Regions from separate parts of the Homo sapiens genome. Here regions 1, 2, 3, 4 and 6 are each linked to region 5. The links are chromatin contacts, found by Hi-C or POLR2A ChIA-PET in ENCODE. All regions are on one chromosome and are shown on one strand. Each heading gives the region's core, a stretch centred on a gene start or an enhancer-like site at or near the end of the contact. The rest is flanking DNA. Distances are from core to core; before and after follow the strand shown. Region 1 holds the start of ZNF26 (zinc finger protein 26). Region 2 holds the start of ZNF84 (zinc finger protein 84). Region 3 holds the start of ZNF140 (zinc finger protein 140). Region 4 holds the start of ZNF605 (zinc finger protein 605). Region 5 holds the start of PXMP2 (peroxisomal membrane protein 2). Region 6 holds the start of ZNF10 (zinc finger protein 10).

Evidence for each region. Hi-C counts contacts between places; a loop is a spot of excess contacts on that map. ChIA-PET counts read pairs that join two places held with the same protein, here RNA polymerase II (POLR2A). Pooled maps may share reads with other maps.
Region 1: a loop to region 5 is called in a map of naive thymus-derived CD4-positive, alpha-beta T cell, with 20 times the contacts of the local background. The contact joins the promoter of ZNF26 here to the promoter of PXMP2 in region 5. A Hi-C loop is called at or near these places in 1 of 168 maps with a recorded cell type or tissue (naive thymus-derived CD4-positive, alpha-beta T cell), 2 of 37 single-sample maps with no recorded cell type and 11 of 50 pooled maps.
Region 2: a pooled map shows a loop between it and region 5 (35-fold over the local background). The contact joins the promoter of ZNF84 here to the promoter of PXMP2 in region 5. A Hi-C loop is called at or near these places in 7 of 37 single-sample maps with no recorded cell type and 12 of 50 pooled maps. POLR2A ChIA-PET finds 5 or more read pairs at or near these places in 1 of 52 experiments (K562).
Region 3: a map of gastrocnemius medialis shows a loop between it and region 5 (13-fold over the local background). The contact joins the promoter of ZNF140 here to the promoter of PXMP2 in region 5. A Hi-C loop is called at or near these places in 2 of 168 maps with a recorded cell type or tissue (CD4-positive, alpha-beta memory T cell and gastrocnemius medialis), 15 of 37 single-sample maps with no recorded cell type and 17 of 50 pooled maps.
Region 4: a loop to region 5 is called in a map of mammary epithelial cell, with 17 times the contacts of the local background. The contact joins the promoter of ZNF605 here to the promoter of PXMP2 in region 5. A Hi-C loop is called at or near these places in 1 of 168 maps with a recorded cell type or tissue (mammary epithelial cell), 5 of 37 single-sample maps with no recorded cell type and 7 of 50 pooled maps. POLR2A ChIA-PET finds 5 or more read pairs at or near these places in 1 of 52 experiments (GM12878).
Region 6: a loop to region 5 is called in a pooled map, with 18 times the contacts of the local background. The contact joins the promoter of ZNF10 here to the promoter of PXMP2 in region 5. A Hi-C loop is called at or near these places in 5 of 37 single-sample maps with no recorded cell type and 10 of 50 pooled maps.

What each region holds. Positions count from the first base shown.
Region 1 is chr12:132,984,475-132,987,747 of GRCh38, reverse strand. ZNF26 (zinc finger protein 26) reads right to left here and starts at 1,381. Exons shown (of 4, transcript NM_019591.4): 1 at 875-1,381. The coding sequence starts at 907. RefSeq lists enhancers at 761-810, 536-1,035, 1,291-1,760.
Region 2 is chr12:133,036,112-133,039,452 of GRCh38, reverse strand. It overlaps ZNF84 (zinc finger protein 84), which reads right to left and starts at 1,944. Exons shown (of 5, transcript NM_001289971.2): 1 at 1,908-1,944. ZNF84-DT (ZNF84 divergent transcript) reads left to right here and starts at 2,231. Exons shown (of 3, transcript NR_110091.1): 1 at 2,231-2,684. RefSeq lists a silencer at 1,838-2,017 and an enhancer at 2,238-2,327.
Region 3 is chr12:133,079,134-133,082,237 of GRCh38, reverse strand. It overlaps ZNF140 (zinc finger protein 140), which reads right to left and starts at 1,315. Exons shown (of 5, transcript NM_003440.4): 1 at 1,166-1,315; 2 at 909-965. The coding sequence starts at 917. RefSeq lists enhancers at 1,327-1,526, 1,597-2,286.
Region 4 is chr12:132,954,773-132,957,856 of GRCh38, reverse strand. ZNF605 (zinc finger protein 605) reads left to right here and starts at 1,551. Exons shown (of 5, transcript NM_183238.4): 1 at 1,551-1,614. LOC124903064 (a long non-coding RNA gene) reads right to left here and starts at 1,308. Exons shown (of 2, transcript XR_007063552.1): 1 at 1,127-1,308. RefSeq lists enhancers at 1,341-1,420, 1,174-2,002, 2,280-2,574, 2,003-2,833 and a silencer at 1,581-1,920.
Region 5 is chr12:132,685,931-132,689,278 of GRCh38, reverse strand. PXMP2 (peroxisomal membrane protein 2) reads right to left here and starts at 1,692. Exons shown (of 5, transcript NM_018663.3): 1 at 1,487-1,692. The coding sequence starts at 1,608. It overlaps POLE (DNA polymerase epsilon, catalytic subunit), which reads left to right and starts at 1,937. Exons shown (of 49, transcript NM_006231.4): 1 at 1,937-2,025. The coding sequence starts at 1,964. RefSeq lists a silencer at 1,177-2,486.
Region 6 is chr12:133,129,017-133,132,146 of GRCh38, reverse strand. It overlaps ZNF10 (zinc finger protein 10), which reads right to left and starts at 1,520. Exons shown (of 5, transcript NM_015394.5): 1 at 1,393-1,520. ZNF891 (zinc finger protein 891) reads left to right here and starts at 1,873. Exons shown (of 2, transcript NM_001277291.2): 1 at 1,873-1,920. RefSeq lists enhancers at 1-55, 1,138-1,417 and silencers at 1,468-1,707, 2,078-2,257.

The DNA of each region.
Region 1 (3,273 bases), core at 132-2,631, 300 kb before region 5:
AGTTGGTCACACTCTGAGCTTCCACGAATACAATAAGGTGTCTTTATGTATTTCCAGTTTAGACCTCCCATGTGAGTTACAGGCTGAAATACAGGCATTGGATATTCAACACCTGCGAAAGTCATTCCCAGGGTCCCTCTTCCAATAGCATTCCTAGTCTCCGGCTGTATAGCTCAATGGTAGAGCACCACATCCGGCAACGTCGTCAACACCACTCACCGAGGGCAAAGGATTTGGCAATCAAATCACTTGTAAAGACTCCCCTCTGGTTCACTCCATCAATAATTCATAAAGTCCCGATGATCCACTGGCCCGCCCCTTACCTTTCGGACTCTCGAGCTCCGCTCCTAGCCTTTTCTCCCTATTCATTCACCTGTAATTGCGTCCATAGTTCACTAGACTACCCTCTCCACCAAACCAAAGCTCCTCTAAAATTAGGAACATACATAATTTATCTCTGCATTGCCAGCACCAGCCTTAGAGTCCAGCAGACAAAAGGACACTCCATAAACAAGCATTTGGCCAAACGAAAAAGGAGGAACTGATCATTTCTCCAGCTAAGTTCTAAGGGTCTCCATAAGACAACTTTGTGTAGAAAACATGAAATGATGGAGGATCCTCAGACTTCAGGGCCCGCAGCTGGCCATGAAGTGCAGTATAACTGCCCGTCACAGAATACCACAGGCACGTTTCTGCAGGGCCAGAGCTTGGGCGAGCTTCAGAGGCGCTTTGGTTTGGTGGGGAGGGTAGTCTAGTAAACTACGCACACAATTACAGCTGAATGTGAGTTCAGTTCCCGGAGTAACCCTGAAGAGATTAACGTGGCCACCCTCAGTATCCAGTCGAATTTTAAACACGGAAAGTCTCTACTTACCCAGCACGAAGCTGTCCGGAAACTGGTGGCCATCCCCACGCCCACGTTCGCGCGCTGCCTGCGGGGGCAGGACCCGCGGGCTGCGGAGAGACCGTGAGGGATGCGTCCGCCCGAAGACAGGTGCGGGACCAGGGCCCCAGGCTCCTGACCGTCCCGGGGCCGAGTCGTTGGCAGGGACGCCGGCTCCTCAGCTCTCGCCCAACACAGACCGCGCGTGACTAGACAACCTCCCGGTCTGGGTACCAGGAGTCGCACGGATGGATTTGTGCCTTTCCGTGGCCCTGACTCGGGAGAGCAGGAGGCTGATCTGGCCCCGTCCACGCCCCGGACCGACGGAAGTGTTTAGCTGGTCAAGTCTCTGGTCTGCCCAGGATAATCCGAGCCGCTTAGCTCCGCGCCTCCGCGGCCACAGAGACTCAGCCAGGTACACCCGCTGGCCAGATTCCGGTCCACTGAGTCTAAGCCGGAAACAGCCCTGCACGCGCGCACCCGACTAAGGCCGGGAGTGCGGCGCATGCGGAAGTGCGTCCTGCGTCGATGCGCCAGGACGCGAAGGCGCCGGAAAAACTACATCTCCCACAATCCTCGGAGAAGGCTCCCTCGTTACAGGCCTGGCTTCCAGCTGCCGCGGATCTAGAGAGGGGCACAGCCTGACGGGAAAGGAAGGCTGGGAGGGGGCTCCGCCAGCGGCACCTGGTTCACCCTCCCACGGCTGCGCCAGGTTCAGTACCATCCTCGGAGCCTGGACGCCCAGTTTCCCAGGGCCTGTAGAACTGACTCAGAGTCCGACCCCAGCAGAGACGCAGGCGTGCTGAGGTTTTGATATCAAACAAGATAGGGTTCAGACCAGAAGGCACAGCAAAAAAGGACGCTTTGTAAAGCTAAAAGCTGCAGTTCATAGGGTTAAATAACAGTTTTGAATATCAGTGCACCAAATAATACAGTAACCAACTTCATAAAGGAGAAACTATAGTAGATGTGAAAAACAAATAAATAGAACCACACCAGTAATGAAACTGCCTTTGCAAAAATTATATCAGTGAGAAAATTATAGCAGTGGGGGAGGTCTAATCTAACCAAACCCCCAACTCTGCGCGCCTTTGGCTGTCAAGATGCCTTCATTATTCCTGGGCTTAGGCCAAGCTAACTTTGGAAGACATTTAGGTTATAGTTCAAATGATAGCCCTTTTCCAAAACCCAACTGCCTTTGTAAAACCTATGAGAGACCACCAAGCTAGCGGGAGGAGAGGAGCCTGAATTCTGCTAAGATGTGGATTGGTCACAAGACACGCAACTTCCCCAGTTACTCCTACAGATAACACCACTATTGTAGATTGGCCTTTTGAGATTTAAAAATGTGCAAAATGGCCAGGCACGATGGCTCACGTCTGTAATCCCAGCATTTTGGAGGGCTGAGGTGGGTGGATCGCATGAGCCCAGGAGTTGGAGACTAGCCTGGGCAACATGGTGAAACCTCGTCTCTACAAAACATATCAAAAGTAAGCCGGATGTGGTGGCATGCATCTGTAGTCTCAGCTACTTGGGGGGCTAAGGCAGCAGAATTGCTTGAGCCCGTGAGGTGGAGGTTGCAGTGAGCCGAGATTGCACCATTGCACTCCAGCCTCGATGACAGGAGTGAAACCCTGTCTCAAAAAAAAAAAAAAAAAAAAAGTGCCAAACATCTGAATAGACATTTCTCAAAAGAAGACATACAAATGGCAAACAGGTATATGAAAAGGTACACAATATAATTGATCATCAGAGAAATGCAAATCAAAACTACAACGAGATATTATCTCACCCCAGTTAAAATGGCTTTTATCCAAAAGACAAGCAATAATAAATGCTGGTGAGGATATGGGGAAAAGGGAACCCTGGTACATTCTTGGTGGGAATGTAAATTAGTACAACCACTATGGAGAACAGTTTGGAGGTTCCTCAAAAAAATAAAAATAGAGCTACCATACAATGCAGCTATCCCACTCCTAGGTATATACCCGAAAGAAAGAAAATCAGTATATCCAAGAGCTGTCTGCACTCCCTTGTTGACTGCAGCACTATTCACAATAGCCAAGATTTGGAAGTAACCGAAGTGTCAATCAACAGGTTAATGAATAAAGAAAATGTGGTACATATACACAATGGAGTACTAGGAAGCCATAAAAAAGAATGAGATCCTGTCATTTGCAACAACATGGATGGAACTGGAGATCATTATATTAAGTGAAATAAGCGAGGCAGAGAAGACAAACTTCACATATTCTCACTTATTTGTGAGAGCCAAAAATTAAAACAATTGAACTCATGGTGATAGAGAGTAGAAAGATGGTTACCAGCAGCTGGGAGGGTAGTGGGACACTGTGGGGGATGGAAATAGTCATTTGGCAGAAAAAATAGTT
Region 2 (3,341 bases), core at 695-3,194, 350 kb before region 5:
ATCCTGCTATGTTCAAAGCATGAATACTAAAGTCATATTGTCATTTGTGCATATCTACATGCACAAACACACACAACATAAATCCTGGAGTCAGCTCCTATTCCCATGCACACATTCAGTCACTAATTCCCACAAAAATATAAATGAAGGACGCCCTGCCTCAACTGTATCACACTAACAAGCAGCACTTTCTTTTTCATGCCTTTTTGTGGTTCAAACTTCAGTGCCAACTCAGAAACACACAGCAGTTTCTCCCAGTTATACAAGAAATGACTCCTTTATACCTTAAATTGTGATAATACATAAATCTTAGAACAAAAGCTGGCACACAGTCATACGAAACATATACTAGCTATAATTATTATTATAAAAGTAATATATGATGGCAAAATATAAAAAACATACACAAGCTAAATAAGAACTATTATCTATGATCTCACCACAGGTAACCATTCTTAGGATGATGGAAACTATTGTGATATTTTTCATACAATGGAAGCATATGGTCATATTTAAAAGCTGTTTTTGTTTTTTTCCCATTATGTGAAGAACATCTTTCCAGGTCAATAACCTTATTTCTGTAAGATATAAACAACTCACATAAAATAACAAAAAAATAAAATCCGACTCATAATTGACAAAATACATAAAATATGTAGGAATATCAAGACCCATATGAAGCATACTAAAAACACCAATGAGAACTATAAAAATAGAATTAAAGAAATTTATAATTCGATTTTATTCTGGGATAGGAAGACTTCAGATTGTGAAGATAATTTGACCTCAAATGATTTATATAACTCATCGACTCCAATCAGAATCTCAAAATTCTAAAGTTTATGTGTAAGAAAAAAGGTTCAAGAACAATTCGGACACTTTTTTTTTTTTTTTGACAGGGTCTTACTGTGTTGTCCAGGCTGAAGTGCAATGGCATAACCATAGCTCACTGCAGCCCTGAACTCCTGGGCTCAAGTGATCCTCCTACCTCAACCTACAGAGTAGCTGGGGCTACAGGCATGCCCTACCACACCGGGCCTGGATGCTTTTGGAAATACAAAATAATGAGTGTGAACAGGCCCACTGTAATACATACAAATTATAATCATTATAACATTTGACACTGGCTCCAGAGAAGTTATACAGATGAAAAAAAGCAAACTGTCTAAATATGCAAGAGTCAGCATGCAATAAATGTAGCATTTCAAAGCCATCAGTAAAATTAAATTATTTAATGAATACAAGAATATTTGAAAGAAAATAAACGTAGCTATTTCATACAACTACTTTCAGTGGGTTAAATTTTAAAATAATGGAAACCCTAAGAATGTCTACAAAAAAAAACCACAGGTGAATGAATATATGTATAATTTGAGGGGAGATTTCGCTACACCATACCAAAAGCAAAAGTCACTTAAAAAATTTAAAACAGTCAATAAATATAACCATTAAAAAATACACGGCCAGGAATGGTGGCTCACACCTGTAACCCCAGCGCTTTAAAAGCCTCCTTCGATAGCGGCAGAGCCAGGCTGCTGGTGGATGCGGTCCAGCAGGGCAGCCGCTCCTTAGGGCCACGGCGCGGCAAGCGGGCTGGCCCGAGGTCGAGGCTAAACGCGCCCGAGGCTAAACGCGCCCGAGGCTGGCGCCTCCACGCCCGCCTGAAAGGACGCCCAGGAGCGGCGCCTCCGGAAAGGCCGTGCCCGCCCCACAGCCCAGAATCCGCGCAGCTCCGCGGCCCACGGCATCTTCACGACCCGGCCCAGCCCCAACCCGCCCCAGACCCGCATCCGCGCGCGGACGCCCAGGGCCTTGAAGCCGAAGCTCCCCGCGGCCACTCCCGCGCGCCTCCCCCGCCATTCCCGGAGCCCCCAGCGCCGGGCCCGCAATAAACTCACTGAACTCACAAAAGACGCCGCCGCCGAGTCGCGCCCGCGCGCCCGCGGCCTCGCGATCACGTGACACCGCCCGTCCCCCGTGTCCCGCGCACGCGCCCAAACCGTCGGCCTTTGTGCGCTCCCGGGCGGCTCCGAACGGGCCGGGACGAGTCGGGGACTGCACACGCGCACACTCGCACGCGCGCACACGCGTACACTCCCCTCTCACGTGGCAGCGAAGGACAAAGAGGAAGAACGGGCCACCTGCAAGCATTACCAAGAGTGCATGTGCGCATGCGCGAAGGAAGGAGCCCCGCGAACTCAACTTCCCACAGTGCCCCGCGTCCGGAAGTGCCTGTCGCTTGGAGACGGAGTGACTCCAAACGGGCTCACACGGTTTTCTGAGAAACATAAAGGGAAACCGAATCCACCAATATATATATATATTTTCTTGAGACGGCGTCTCGCTCTGTCACCCAGGCTGGAGTGCAGTGGCGTGATCTCGGCTCACTGCAAACTCCGCCTCCCGGGTTGACGCCATTCTTCTGCCTCAGCCTCCCGAGTAGCTGGGACTACAGGCGCCCGCCGCCACGCCCGGCTAATTTTTTTGTATTTTAGTAGAGACGGGGAGTCACCGTGTTGCCCAGGCTGGTCGCGAACTCCTGAGCTCAGGCAATCCGCCCGCCTTGGCCTCCCAAAGTGCTAGGATTACAGGCGTGAGCCACCGCGCCCGGCCCACCAATACTCAATTGGTTTGACTTCAGTTGAGGAAACCAGAAAAAATTTAAATATATTTATGGAAAGAAGGTAAGAATTAACAGAAAAAAGTAAAGTTGATCCATAACTGGAGTCGTAGGGAGAATTATAGGTAAGTCACGATGCTTATGACAGCAAGATGGGGCCGGGGAGATGGAGGAGAGAGATGAAAAAAGAGAAATAACCATAGACACATAGGAAATTGAATGAAAATCCGCTCTATACTAATAAATTTGATAATTTGTGACACAAATGATTCTCCAGGACAACATGGGCCAAATTTGACCCAATTTTATCCACAATTTGAAGACAAATTCAGAGATCCTTTGCCAGAAAGCATCATAATGAGTTGCTTAGTGAATTGCTTCAAACATCCAGTGATTAGAGAATTCTTATATTTATTCCCAGAGGTAGAACTCACCAGTGAAGTACTAGCATAAAAACAGACGCATGGACCAATGTGGAACAGCGTAGAAAAACCAGAAATAACCCCATGCATATACAGTCAACTAATCTTAGGCAAGTCAACTAATCTTGTGTCAAGAATACACGATGGGGAAAGGACAGTCGCTTCAATAAATAGCGTGAGGAAACCGGATATCCAAATACTGCTACGCAAAAGACCTCATTGCCCGATGTGCACAGAAGCCAATACTATGGCACCAGGCGTTTGAGAAAAGAAAAGCTTAATTGCGAGTTGACCAACAA
Region 3 (3,104 bases), core at 66-2,565, 390 kb before region 5:
CTCAGAGAACCTCTGAATTTGGAGAGAAGTATGACAAAAAGTAGGATAAAGAAGTGGAACTGAAATGAGGGACTCATTTTGAATAGTTGACCCTGTTATCCCCACTGCTGTGAAGCACAATTACCAGCCAAGCCCTTAGGCCAAATCAAAATAAAAATGTGTTCCTTATGTCATGTCTGAAAAATGAGCTCTGAGGATTCGGAGATTTTGTTTTGGTCACTTCTGCATCCTCAAGACTTAGAATGAGTTGCACATTAGAATCACTTGGAAGGACTGTTAGACTGCTGGGCCAAATTCTCAGTTTCTGATTCAGAAGGTCTGGGGTAGGACTCAAGAATATTCATTTCTAATACGTTCTCAGATGATGCTGATACTGCTGGTCCAAGGATCACACTGTGGGAACCACTGAAAGTAGAGGTTCAGTAAAAACATATTGAATAAATGAATAAAGGGGCGCTGGAGTAACGTAAAGCACTCCTCATTCTAACACTGTGGGAAAGAGGAGGCGATGTAACAGCTGGCACCCTACCCTCTCACCCTAAAACATGCCAGCCAGGTCAGAAACCCCGCCCACATCTGGATAGCTTCCTGTCACTCTCTTCATGTATACTTAAGTATAAGCACCTGAAAAGGAGGAACAAGGGACAGGGTCCTGGGGTTCTGCCAGGCAGGTGGTTGTAGGAGAAAGAAAGCCACGTCCCAAGTCCTGAAAAACACGGCTGCACTTCACAAAGAAAAGCGGAAACAGGCCAAGTGGGTTGGCTCACTTGAGGCCAAGAGTTTGAGGTTACAGGATGCTATGATCGCTCCACTGCCTGGGCGACAGGAGGAGACCCTGTCTCTCTCTTAAAAAAAAAATAAAAATTTATATATATATATATATATATATTTATCAATCATTAGCTTACCTGAGACATAGCTCACAGAAGGGAAGGAGGAGATCAGAAAAGTGTAAAATGGCAGACCTGGCAGAGAGAGAAAGGAGCCCTGAGCGAACAGGCCAGCTAGGCCGCGCCCAAGTCACTAGATTCCCGCACTGGGGATTCCCGTGGCCCCCGCTCCGCGCCTCCCACGTAGAGAGCAGGGCGCCCTGAGAGATCGCGCTTGGACCACTGGCGCCGGCTTTCTCTTCCTGCCACGGCGCGCCTCCCCAGAACCCCCTCACCTAACAGTGGCCACAGAAGGATGCGTTTCCGTGGTGCTTTCCGCCAGGTGGGCGTAGCGTTCCAGGGCTCCGGACCGAGTCACCGCCCGGGGCCATCCGGCGCAGACCGGGAGGGCTCCTTTCGTTGCCTACAGCCAACACAGGCCAGACGCTCGGCGCCGCCCCCCAGGGCCCCTCCGCGGGCGTCGCAGGAATTGCGTCTTCAGAAGCCTCGCCGACGTCACCCCAACCAGGCCGCCGGCCTCAAGAAACTACAATTCCCAGAAACCAATGCGGCCCTGCGCGCAAGGGCTTTTCGTTCCTACTGGAACTCCCAGAGCGCCTCGCTGCCGTGCCCAGAACGCCAGGAGACAAAGAACGAGGGCCTGCGACAACTACAATTCCCAGAGCCATCGCGGCCCGGTGCGCCAGAGCATAGGGGCTATCCTCCCACGCCCAGAGCCGAGAAACAAAGAACCCGGGTCCTAGGCAACTACATTTCCCAGAAATAACCGCGGCCCCCCGCGGAAGAGTACACAGACCTTTGTGTTCCTATAACTGCCAGAGTGTCTCGCGGCCAAGCGCACAACTAGCGGAGAAACGAAGAACGTGGAACTCAGGCCACCACACTTCCCAGAAACAACCGCGACCCCGCGCGAGAGAGCATATGGCTTTCCCCGCCCCACTGCAACTCCCAGGGTGCTTTGAGGCCAAGCGCACATCATCGAAAGACAAAGAACACGAGCTTCAGGCAACTACACTTCCCAGAACCTCTAGCGACCGTGCGCAAAAGAGCGGAGGACGTTCTTCCCCTACTACGACTCCCAGAGTGCATCGTGGCCACGCCCAAAGCCGGAAGACAACGCAGAGCTCTGGCGACTACATTCCCCCAAACTCCTGCGCCGCACGCCAGAGGGTATAGGGTTTTCCTCCCCTACTACGACTCCCACAGTGCTTCGCTGGCGTGCACACACGGCCCAGAGACAAGGAACTGGAGACTCAGGTGACTACACTTCCCAGAACACACCGCGGCCCAGCAAGAGCCCAAGACCGCCTCTATTAAACAACTAGGATTCTTAACAACGACTGTGGAGTCAGTACTTCAGTCTAAGACCTTTTGCTACTGGAAAGGGGTCCGGATCTCAGACTCTAAGAGAGGGTTCTTGGATCTTGCACAAGAAAGAATTTGAGGCGAATCCATAAGGTGAAAGCAAGTTTATTAGGAAAGTAAAGGAATAAAGAATGGCTAATCCATAGGCAGGGCAGCCCCGAGGGCTGCTGGTTGCGCATTTTTGTGGTTATTTCTTGATGATATGCTAAACAAGGGGTGGATTATTCATGCATCCTCTTTTTAGACCATATAGGGTAACTTCCTGACGTTGCCATAGCCACTGGTGGGCAGTGAGGACAATCAGGTCGTTCTCATCGCTATCTCGGTTTTAGTCGGCTTCTTTACTGCAACCTGTTTTATCAGCAAGGTCTTTATGACCTGTATCTTGTGCCAGCCTCATGTCTCATCCTGTGACTACGAATGCCTTAACCTCCAGGGAATGCTGCCCAGCAGGTCTCAGCCTTATTTTAACCAGCCCCTACTCAAGATAGAGTTGCCCTGGTTCAACCGCCTCTGACAGTGGAAGACGTAGCAATGAGGACAGCCAGAAGTCACTCTCATTGCCATCTTGGTTTTGGTGGGTTTTAGCCGGCTTCTTTACTGTAAACTTTTATCAGCAAGGTCTTTATGACCTGTGTCTCATGCTGACCTGCTGTCTCATACTGTGAGTTAGAATGCCTAACGGTCTTGGAACGCAGCCCAGTATGCCTCAGCCTTATTTTACCCAGTTCTTATTTAAGATGGAGTTGCCGGGTGCTGTGGCTCATGCCTGTAATCCCAGCACTTTGGGAGGCTAAGGCGGGCAGATCACCTGAGGTCAGGAGTTTGCAATCAGCCTGGCCAACAGGC
Region 4 (3,084 bases), core at 302-2,801, 270 kb before region 5:
ACAGGGACAAGCCACTGCTTTATATATCCATAAATATATTTTATTTCCCTGTAATGTCCTCATCTCATTTATTTTTCCTTTTTTTTTTCTTGAGATGAGGTCTCACTCTGTTGCCAGGCTAGAGTGCAGCGGCATGATGGCTCACCGCAACCCCCGCCTCCCGAGTTCAAGTGATTCTCCTGCCTCAGCCTCCCGAGTAGATGGGATTACAGGCGCCCACCACCACGCCCAGCTAATGTTCTGTATTTTTAGTAGAGACGGGGTTTCACCGTGTTGGCCAGGATGGTCTCAATCTCCTGACCTGGTGATCCGCCCACCTCAGCCTCCCAAAGTGCTGGGATTACAGCCGTGAGCCACCGCGCCCAACCCTATCATCTATTTTCATTCCTTTTGTCAATACTGCTGGATTGGATGTACTAAATGTAAGGTCCTCTGAGCTGGCCGCACCATGGTCAAGCCATCGTGACATTCCCCCACCCTTGTGATAATGTACTTTGTAATATTCCCGGTCCTTGTGAATGTACTTTGTAACATTCCTCTCCGCCCTTGTGACAATACACCCTCCCCGCCCTTGTGAATGTACTTTGTAACATCCTCCCCTGCCCGCAAAAAATTGCTGCTGAGGCCGGGCGCGGTGGCTCACGCCCGTAATCCCAGCACTTTGGGAGGCCGAGGAGGGCGGATCACGAGGTCAGGAGATCAAGACCATCCTGGCTAACACAGTGAAACCCCGTCTCTACTAAAAATACAAAAAAATTAGCCGGGCGTGGTGGCGGGTGCCTGTAGTCCCAGCTACTCAGGAGGATGAGGCAGGAGAATGGCGTGAACCCGGGAGGCGGAGCTTGCAGTGAGCCGAGATCGCGCCACTGCACTCCAGCCTCGGCGACAGAGTGAGACTCTGTCTCAAAAAAAAAAAAAAAAAAAAAAATTGCTGCTGACTCCACCGCCTATCCTATCCCAAAGCTATAAGAACCAATGACAAGCCCACCACCCTCCGCTGACTCCTTTCTCAGACTCAGCCCACTTGCACCCAAGTGAATAAACAGGCGTGTTGCTCACACTTAGCCTGCTCAGGTGGTCTCCTATACGGACGCACGTAACACTAACATTTACCGATATTACTTACAGCTACGATGAAAAATGGAAAAGCAGCCGGACGCAGTGACTCATGCCTGTAATTCCAGCATTTTGGGAGGCTGGGGCAGGAGGATCATTTGAACCCAGGAGTCGGAGACCAGCCTGAGGCTGCAATGAGCGTTCATGGCACCACTGCACTCCCCACTGGGTGACAGAGCGAGACCCTGCCTCCAAAAAAAAAAAAAAAAAAAACAAGGAAAAGATGCAGACGCTTCCTCCTGGAGGCGCCTTTAGGTTCTCTCACAGACATGTTGGGCCAGCAGTGCTGGCTCCATCCTAGATTTCTTCCAGTCCTCCCCAGTTAGCCGCCAAGGGGCTTTTCCAACCGGAAACCTCCAATCCGCGACCCCGGCGGGTGCACCGCCGAGCCCCCCGGGAAGTGTAGTTCCAGCGCGAGCGGGACGCTGGGAAATGTAGTTCTGCGCGTTCACGTCCCCGATCGGGCCGTGTCCGCCGCGGCCCTGCGAGGTCCGAGGGGTAAGGGAGCGTGCAGCGGGGGCGGGACCACGAGGCGGCGGGGCTGGGGGCGGCCTCTGTGTCTGCGCCGGGGATCGCGGTGACCCCGCTGCGGACCGGCTCGCGGTGACCCCAGCGCGAACGAGCTGGCTGCCGGCTGGGGCGAGAAAGGCCTGCGGACCGGCCTGGGCGCATGCGCGGAAGGCGGGCCTCAGGCGGGGGCTCTGGGGGCGCGCGGGGGTGGGAGGCAGAGGGTGGGGTGGGGGCTGTAGGGCGGGCGGCGGCGGGGCGCTGAATGTGGGTGTCGGGGGAGATTTGGGGTCAGCTGGGCGATTCACTGGGGGCCTATGGAGGTCGCTGTAGACTTGGGGTGCAGCACGGGCGGGGCAAGGGGACGCGAGGTTGCCCTTGGCCCCAGGGGAGAGGGGCCCCTGGGAGGCCGTGTGGAGGATTTGTCTGCAGCGATTAGGACTCTGCTGATGAATGATTTGGATGCCTTTGGGTGAGCATTGGAGGCCAGCGGGGTGAATGATGAGGCTTCTGCGGGGGCCTGCGTTGGAGGGCTTAGGGGCTTGCTTGTGTGGGTTCCATTCACTGGAAAGCCTGCCGGCTGTGACAGTGTTGGATTTCACCAGAGCCCTGTGCTCCTGGAAAACAGCGAAGGTTGAGGAATTTCCCACCCTTTTGGGTTCCAGCAAATGGCTCACTGCAAAGATCTCCCGTTCCCTATATGACTTTGGTCAGCCTCCAGGATGCCCCTTGTTCACACAGACCTGCCACGTTGCCGTCGCTTGCCTCATCGGTGACTGGCTGAACTCCACCGAGCGGTCGGAGCAAAATGCTCCTTAAGCAAACTTTAGCTAAGCTTCTTTCCTTTCCCCATTTTCTTGAGCTTTGGCCCATCCCCAGCCTGAGCCAACACGCAGCCTCGCCTGAGAACAGGCTGGCTCAGGGTCAAGCTTTCCCCGCTCTGCTGTCTGGTCGCCCGCACTTCCACCTCGCTTGGCCAGGCCTGGTCTTTGCTAACCTTGTTCACACCTCTCTGTGAAAGAAAAACCCTTTTTGCCTTGCAGAGATGCACGTGAGTCTCGTGGCTTCACGGTTCTTCCCAGAAGCCCGTTCTCCTTCCCCTTCCCAACCCTCTTCCGCGTCTTTTTTTCCCCACTTCCAATAACCCTTTGGAACCGTCTTTCTTTGCTCTGTCCAGTTGTATGTTTTATTTGACAGCTGAATAACAGTGGTTGCTCTTTCAACCCCTGTCTCCAATAGCGGAGGCGAGTATGGGGTGGCCTATGCTGGCGAGTGGCTGGGGTTTGTTTCTGTGCTTGTGTTTGGGGATCTTATGATGGAAGCATTAGGAATGGCGCTGTGTATTTGTGACAAGGGAGTCTGGATGTAAGTTAATGGTGGACCTGTTGCAAGTTGTGAGTGCGTGGACAACGGGGGTCATACTTGGCGTCATTGGAGGGGCCTGCGGGATCGGCATTTGTG
Region 5 (3,348 bases), core at 443-2,942:
CTCCCTTGGCCCTGTCTCCACACGCTCCATGTGGACCCGCTCCCCTGGCCCTGTCTTCACCCGCACCACGCAGACCCGCTCCCTTGGCCCTGTCTTTACCCGTGCCCCGCAGACCCGCTCCCCTCGCCCTGTCTTCACCCGCGCCCCGCAGACCCGCTCCCTTGGCCCTGTCTTCACCCGCGCCCCGCAGACCCGCTCCCTTGGCCCTGTCTCCACCCGCGCCATGAGGACCCGCTCCCCTGGCCCTGTCTTTACCCGCGCCCCCAAGACCCGCTCCCCTGGCGCTGTCTTCACCCGCGCCCCGCAGACTCGCTCCCTTGGCCCTGTCTCCACACGCTCCATGAGGACCCGCTCCCCTGGCCCTGTCTTCACCCGTGCCCCGCAGACCCGCTCCCCTGGCCCTGTCTTCACCCGCGCCCCCAAGACCCGCTCCCCTCGCCCTGTCTTCACCCGTGCCCCGCAGACCCGCTCCCCTGGCCCTGTCTTCACCCGCGCCCCCAAGACCCGCTCCCCTCGCCCTGTCTTCACCCGTGCCCCGCAGACCCGCTCCCCTGGCCCTGTCTTCACCCGCGCCCCCAAGACCCGCTCCCCTCGCCCTGTCTTCACCCGTGCCCCGCAGACCCGCTCCCCTGGCCCTGTCTTCACCCGCACCACGCAGACCCGCTCCCTTGGCCCTGTCTTTACCCGTGCCCCGCAGACCCGCTCCCCTCGCCCTGTCTTCACCCGCGCCCCGCAGACCCGCTCCCTTGGCCCTGTCTTCACCCGCGCCCCGCAGACCCGCTCCCTTGGCCCTGTCTCCACCCGCGCCATGAGGACCCGCTCCCCTGGCCCTGTCTTTACCCGCGCCCCCAAGACCCGCTCCCCTGGCGCTGTCTTCACCCGCGCCCCGCAGACTCGCTCCCTTGGCCCTGTCTCCACACGCTCCATGAGGACCCGCTCCCCTGGCCCTGTCTTCACCCGTGCCCCGCAGACCCGCTCCCCTGGCCCTGTCTTCACCCGCGCCCCGCAGACCCGCTCCCCTCGCCCTGTCTTCACCCGCGCCCCCAAGACCCGCTCCCCTCGCCCTGTCTTCACCCGCGCCCCGCAGACCCGCTCCCCTCGCCCTGTCTTCACCCGCGCCCCGCAGACCCGCTCCCCTCGCCCTGTCTTCACCCGCGCCTGCGGACCCGCTCCCCTTGCCGTGGCTTCCCCGGGCGCGCGGGGCCCCTGTTGGGTCCTTGGGTGGAACCTCAGCGCCGACCCCCGGGTCTGGGCGGGCCCTCCACGCGCTGGGAGGGCGGGATCCGCAAGGCGCCTCACAATCGCTGACTGCGGACGCGGGTGTCGCCGCGGGAAGTTCAGCGCCGGGTCGGAGGGCGCCCGCTCCGGGGGTTCTGACCCGGGCGCGCCCCCAGCCTGGTCCCGGCCCGGCGCTCCCGTCCAGGCCCCGCGCCGCTGCGGCCGACCTGGGGCCGGGGCGGCGTCCGATTCCCGCGCCCCCGCTCACCTGGTGGCCGCCTTGGTGAGCACCGGGTAGAGCCGCAGGAAGAGCAGGTACTGGGCGAGCGCCCGCCGCGGCAGCGCCCCGAGCCCGGCTTCGGCCCGCAGCCTGGACGCGGCCGGCGCCATCGCCTCCCCAGCGCCGTGCCGCCGGGGGCACCGACCCCACCTCAGGCTGGCCGGGCGCGGAGCCCGAGGCGCCGAGAGCGGAGTGGGGACCGCCTGACATTTCCGGCCCCACCGCGGCCCGCAGCGCCGCCCGGTCCCAACCCCACGGTGCGCCGCGCGCGCCTACCACACACTTTTCCCCGGTCCCTGCCGGCCACCTCCCCCGCCGGGCGCCGGCGCCAATTGGAGCGCCTCGGGGGGCGGGGGAGGGGCGGAGCGCGCCTCTTGATGGACGGCGGCATTTCCGGCTCTCGCGAGTCTGGGTGGGAGCGCGCCAAATTTCTCCCCTGAAGCAGAGGTGGTAGCCAACGGCTCCATGTCTCTGAGGAGCGGCGGGCGGCGGCGCGCGGACCCAGGCGCGGATGGCGAGGCCAGCAGGTGAGGGGCGCCCTCCTGAGGCTCTCGGGCCGGCCCTCCGGAGGGTGCCATGGGGCCGTCCTCGGCTGGCGCCGCCGAGGCGGGAGGGAGGCCCGGTTCCCGCAGCCGCCCGCACTCGCCGCGCCTGACTGGGGTAGGGCGGCGCGCCCCGACCGCCGACGGAGGGGCTCGGGGCGGGCGGAGGCGCTACGGGCGCGGCTTCTTTGCGGGGAAACGAGGCGGGCCGCGCGGCCTTTCCCTGCTCGGCTCTTTCTGAGGTTTTTCGGGCCTCGCCTTCCGCGCAGCTGCGTTTGGGACCTGCCGCGCGGCGGGGGCGATGAGAGCGGCGGGACCCGGGCCAGGCCCTGCGGGGTGGACGCGCGGCTGGGGAGGGTGCGGGGAGGGGCGGGGCCGGGGACCCTGCCTGGGGGCCTAGCGCTGGGGGAGGCCGAGGCGGGCGGATCGCTGGAGCCCAGGATCCTGTTCTAGATCAGCCTGGGCTACAGAGAGAGACCTCGTCTCCTCTGTTTTATTTTTTTGGGCAGGGAGTCCCGCTCTGTCGCCCAGGCTGGAGTGCAGTGGCGCGATCTCGGCTCACTGCAACCTCTGCTTCCCGGGTTCAAGCGATCCCGCTGCCTCAGCCTCCCGAGTAGCTGGAATTACAGGCGCCCGCCACCAGGCCCGGCTAGTTTTTGTATTTTTAGTAGAGACCGGGTTTCACCATGTTGGCCAGGCTGGTCTCGAACTCCTGACCTCAGGTGATCCGCCCGCCTCGGCCTTCCAAAGTGCTGGGATTACAGACGTGAGACTCCGCGCCCGGCCCTTCTCTTGTAAAAACAAGAAAAATTAGACAGGCTGGTGGTGCGCGCCCGAGGTCCCAGCTATTAATACTCCCGAATCCGAGCCGGAGGTTCACCTGAGCCCGGCAGGTCAAGGCTGCTGTGAGCCGGGATCGCGCCACCGCACTCCAGCCTGGGCGACGGAGCCAGACCCAGTCTCAAAAAAAATAGAGCAAGGATAAGACGCGGCTGCTTGGTGGCCAGAGCAAACGGTAAACATGACCGGAGGACTGGCCTGCCATAAGCAGAAAACGGATGAGGCCCGGCGCGGTGGCTCACACCTGTAATCCCAGCACTTTGGGAGGCCGAGGCAGGAGGATCACCTGAGGTCAGGAGTTCGAGACCAGCCTGACCAACATGGAGAAATCCCGTCTCCACTAAAAAAATACAAAATTAGCGGGGCGTGGTGGCGCATGCCTGTAATCCCAGCTACGCAGGAGGCTGAGGCAGGAGAATCACTTGAACGCGGCAGGCGGAGGTTGCGGTGAACCGAGATCGCGCCATT
Region 6 (3,130 bases), core at 271-2,770, 440 kb before region 5:
CATATATTTCTAGCTAAAATTATTTTCTTCCTATTGTGAAGACTTTTTAAAAATAAAAGTATGTGCTAACTTGTTGAGGACGGCAATCAATCTATTAGCTTATATATTTCCTTTTCAGTCACTTTACTACAAATTATTGATAGTAATTGAATCTCTTCTCATTTTGGGGACTTAATTAGTTAATTAATTAACAAGGATAATTTTGTAATCTCTTTTCCAGAAGGTAAGCCTCATATCTACTTAAATATTGTCCTAAGTAGAATTTCCAGACAGTGCTTATATAAAATACTGATAAGCAGAAATTCTCATTTAATTTATGATGTGTATCTCAAATCTCTGCCCTTGTGACTAGCATATACTAAGAGCTAAAGAAATGCATGCTGAGAGAAGTAATCAAAAAACAAATGTAACTTTCAAAAAGAGGCAGGAGCGTGTGCAACTTACCATCCAAGAGGCTTTGGAAGATGGGGGACAATTTTAGTAAAACAGAAGAGATTAGTTATGTCACAAGAGAAAAGTTAGTGTGGAGGTAATTTTCAAAAGGGTAGGGAGGATTTGTGCTATCCAGTTCTCGGAGACCTAACTGCAGTCATTTCTAACCTAATAACACTTGTTGGCTGGCATTCTGGGTGACATCCTGCCTTCCCTTTTACTTTTTTTTTTTTAATTAACAGTATCTTTCTGCAATTAATGTATAGCTGGAATTGAAATTGTTCACCTTCTGCATACACTTTGGGTGGGATCTACGTACGAAATCTTGATGTTAACCTTATCTTTGACACTCATATTATGTGTTAGATGGCGTATATATATCTAGTGTCAAGGGAAAATAAAAATATAGTAATTAAACTTATGATCTGTCTCTGAAAATAAAAAAAATAGATTAACCACACAAACACGCCTTCAGTTAATCTATCTGATTAAAAAACAAAACAAAGATGAGGAAGCTAAGAGCTAGAGATGCAGGATTTGTTTTTAAAAGACCACACACGAATCGGCGTCACTATTTCAACAAATACTAGAAAGGCCATATGCAAAATTTTAAACATCTATCCCAGCTGGGGGGAAAAATGGAAGTTAGACTAGAAGAAACCTTATTTTGTATTACTGAAAATATCTGGTTCAAACTTACCACCACCGCCGCCCACTCTGCGTCAATCTCCAGGTGCAGCCGTTATTCTCCACAGAACAAGAACGTCCGCCGTGAACGCCGGGGCCGCGCGAGGGACAGAAAGTGACTGAGGCAAGGGGTGACGATCACCGTTAAATTTTTTCATTGACGAAATTACCGTCTACCTAGAAATACGAAGCTAATACACTGCTACATTACTAAAGGGCTCAACACGCGCCTGATGACGATGCAAACACAAAATTCAGCACTTTCGTATATACCTGCAATAAGCAACTAGAAGGTTCGATGGGAGAAAGCGATCCCGTCACAAAGGCAGCAGCAACAGCAAAACAGAGAACGCGACTCCATTCACCAGCGGAGCGCGAAGAGCGGCGTCAGAGGTGAGTCTGAGGCCGGCTCGGCACGGCGGCGCCACCTCCCCGTGGCCTGACGTCACGCACGCGCACGCGCCCCGCCCCCATTGGTCCTACGCCCGCCCCTGCTGCGAACGCACGCACACGCACCCACAACACACACCGTTACGCACGCGCCCCAGCCTGGCGTTCAGGCCACGCTCCGCCCCCAGCCCGTCAGCCGCGCGCCCCGGGACCCTAGAGCCGGCGATTCGTCGCCGGCGCCGCAGCCGCCACTCTGTGCCGGACCCTGCGGGCCTTCGGCCCAGAGCGCGTCCGTGACGCACAGACCAGGCCCCTCTGCGGGGCGGCGCAGGAGCTCCTGGGAAACGTAGTTCGGCCTCGCGTCCCCCTCGGGCGGGACCGCGGACGCCTGGAGGCAGGCACTGAGGACGGGTGAGCATGCGGGCCTGTGGCTCGTTCACCCGGGACAAGTCCCTCGTGGGATCAGCCTGGCCCGCTGAGTTCTCCTGCGTGCAGGGATCGCCTCACGGGAGTCTGAGCAGCAGGGAGCCTGCCCGGGAGGCGGCGGTGGGAGAGGCCCTTGAGGGAGGAGGGGCTACTTACCGGGTGCGAGTGGAGCGCGGGGAGCGAGTGGGGACCAGGGGCGCGCGGGGCGGAGGGGTCCCGGGCTGGCTGCGGGTGCCACGCAGGGAGCGCTGGGGGGCCGGGGATGCGCGTTTGCCTCCTTCTCTAAGCAACACGGGAGGGCTAAAGGGTGCACGCCTCTGTCCAGCAGCCTCTCTTGAATCTCTAAACCTAGTAATGAGTTGAATCACAGCCATCGTTTTTTTCACCTATTGCCTTATACTGTGGTTGAATGCGATATGGTTTTATTTCTTTAATACTCTGGTGTATTCAATTGGCTGTTTCCCTTTGACTTCACCTATGCTCACAAGATTGTGTTTTAATCTTTTTGTGTACTATCCTTGCCCGTTATACTAACAAGATTTTACAAGCTTCATGAATAATTTGGACAGCACAGTCTCTCTTCTATTCTGTAAAACAGGTCACCACCCCTCACCGCCCCCCGCCCGCCTCCAAAAGTTTGGTGCTATTTGGTCTTAAAATATTTAGTACGCATTTAACTTCTGACTCAATTTTTTTTTTTTTTTTTTTTGAGACAGAGTTTCGCTCTTTGTTGCCCAGGCTGGAGTGCAATGGCGCCATCTTGGCTCACAGCAACCTCCGCCTCCCGGGTTCAAGTGATTCTTCTGCCTCAGTCTTGTGAGTTGCCGGGATTACAGACATGAGCCACCACGCCCAGCTAATTCTGTATTTTTAGTGGAGATGGGGTTTCTCCATGTTGGTCAGGCTGGTCTGGAACTCCCGACCTCAGGTGATCAGCCTGCCTCGGCCTCCCAAAGCGCTGAGATTACAAGCGTGAGCCACCGCACCCGGCCCTGACTCAATTTTTTAAAAAGTCTCATTGATTAGGTTTTTTAGTTCGTATTCTGTTTTAGATACCTTTCCTAGATAATTGTTTTTAATCTAATTTTTCAAATTTATTGGCATAAAATTGCCCATGCTATTTTATCACTGTAAGTAATTTCTATGGTGATTTTTAAAATCACCACTTTTTAATATTTTACTGCTGTAATTGTTA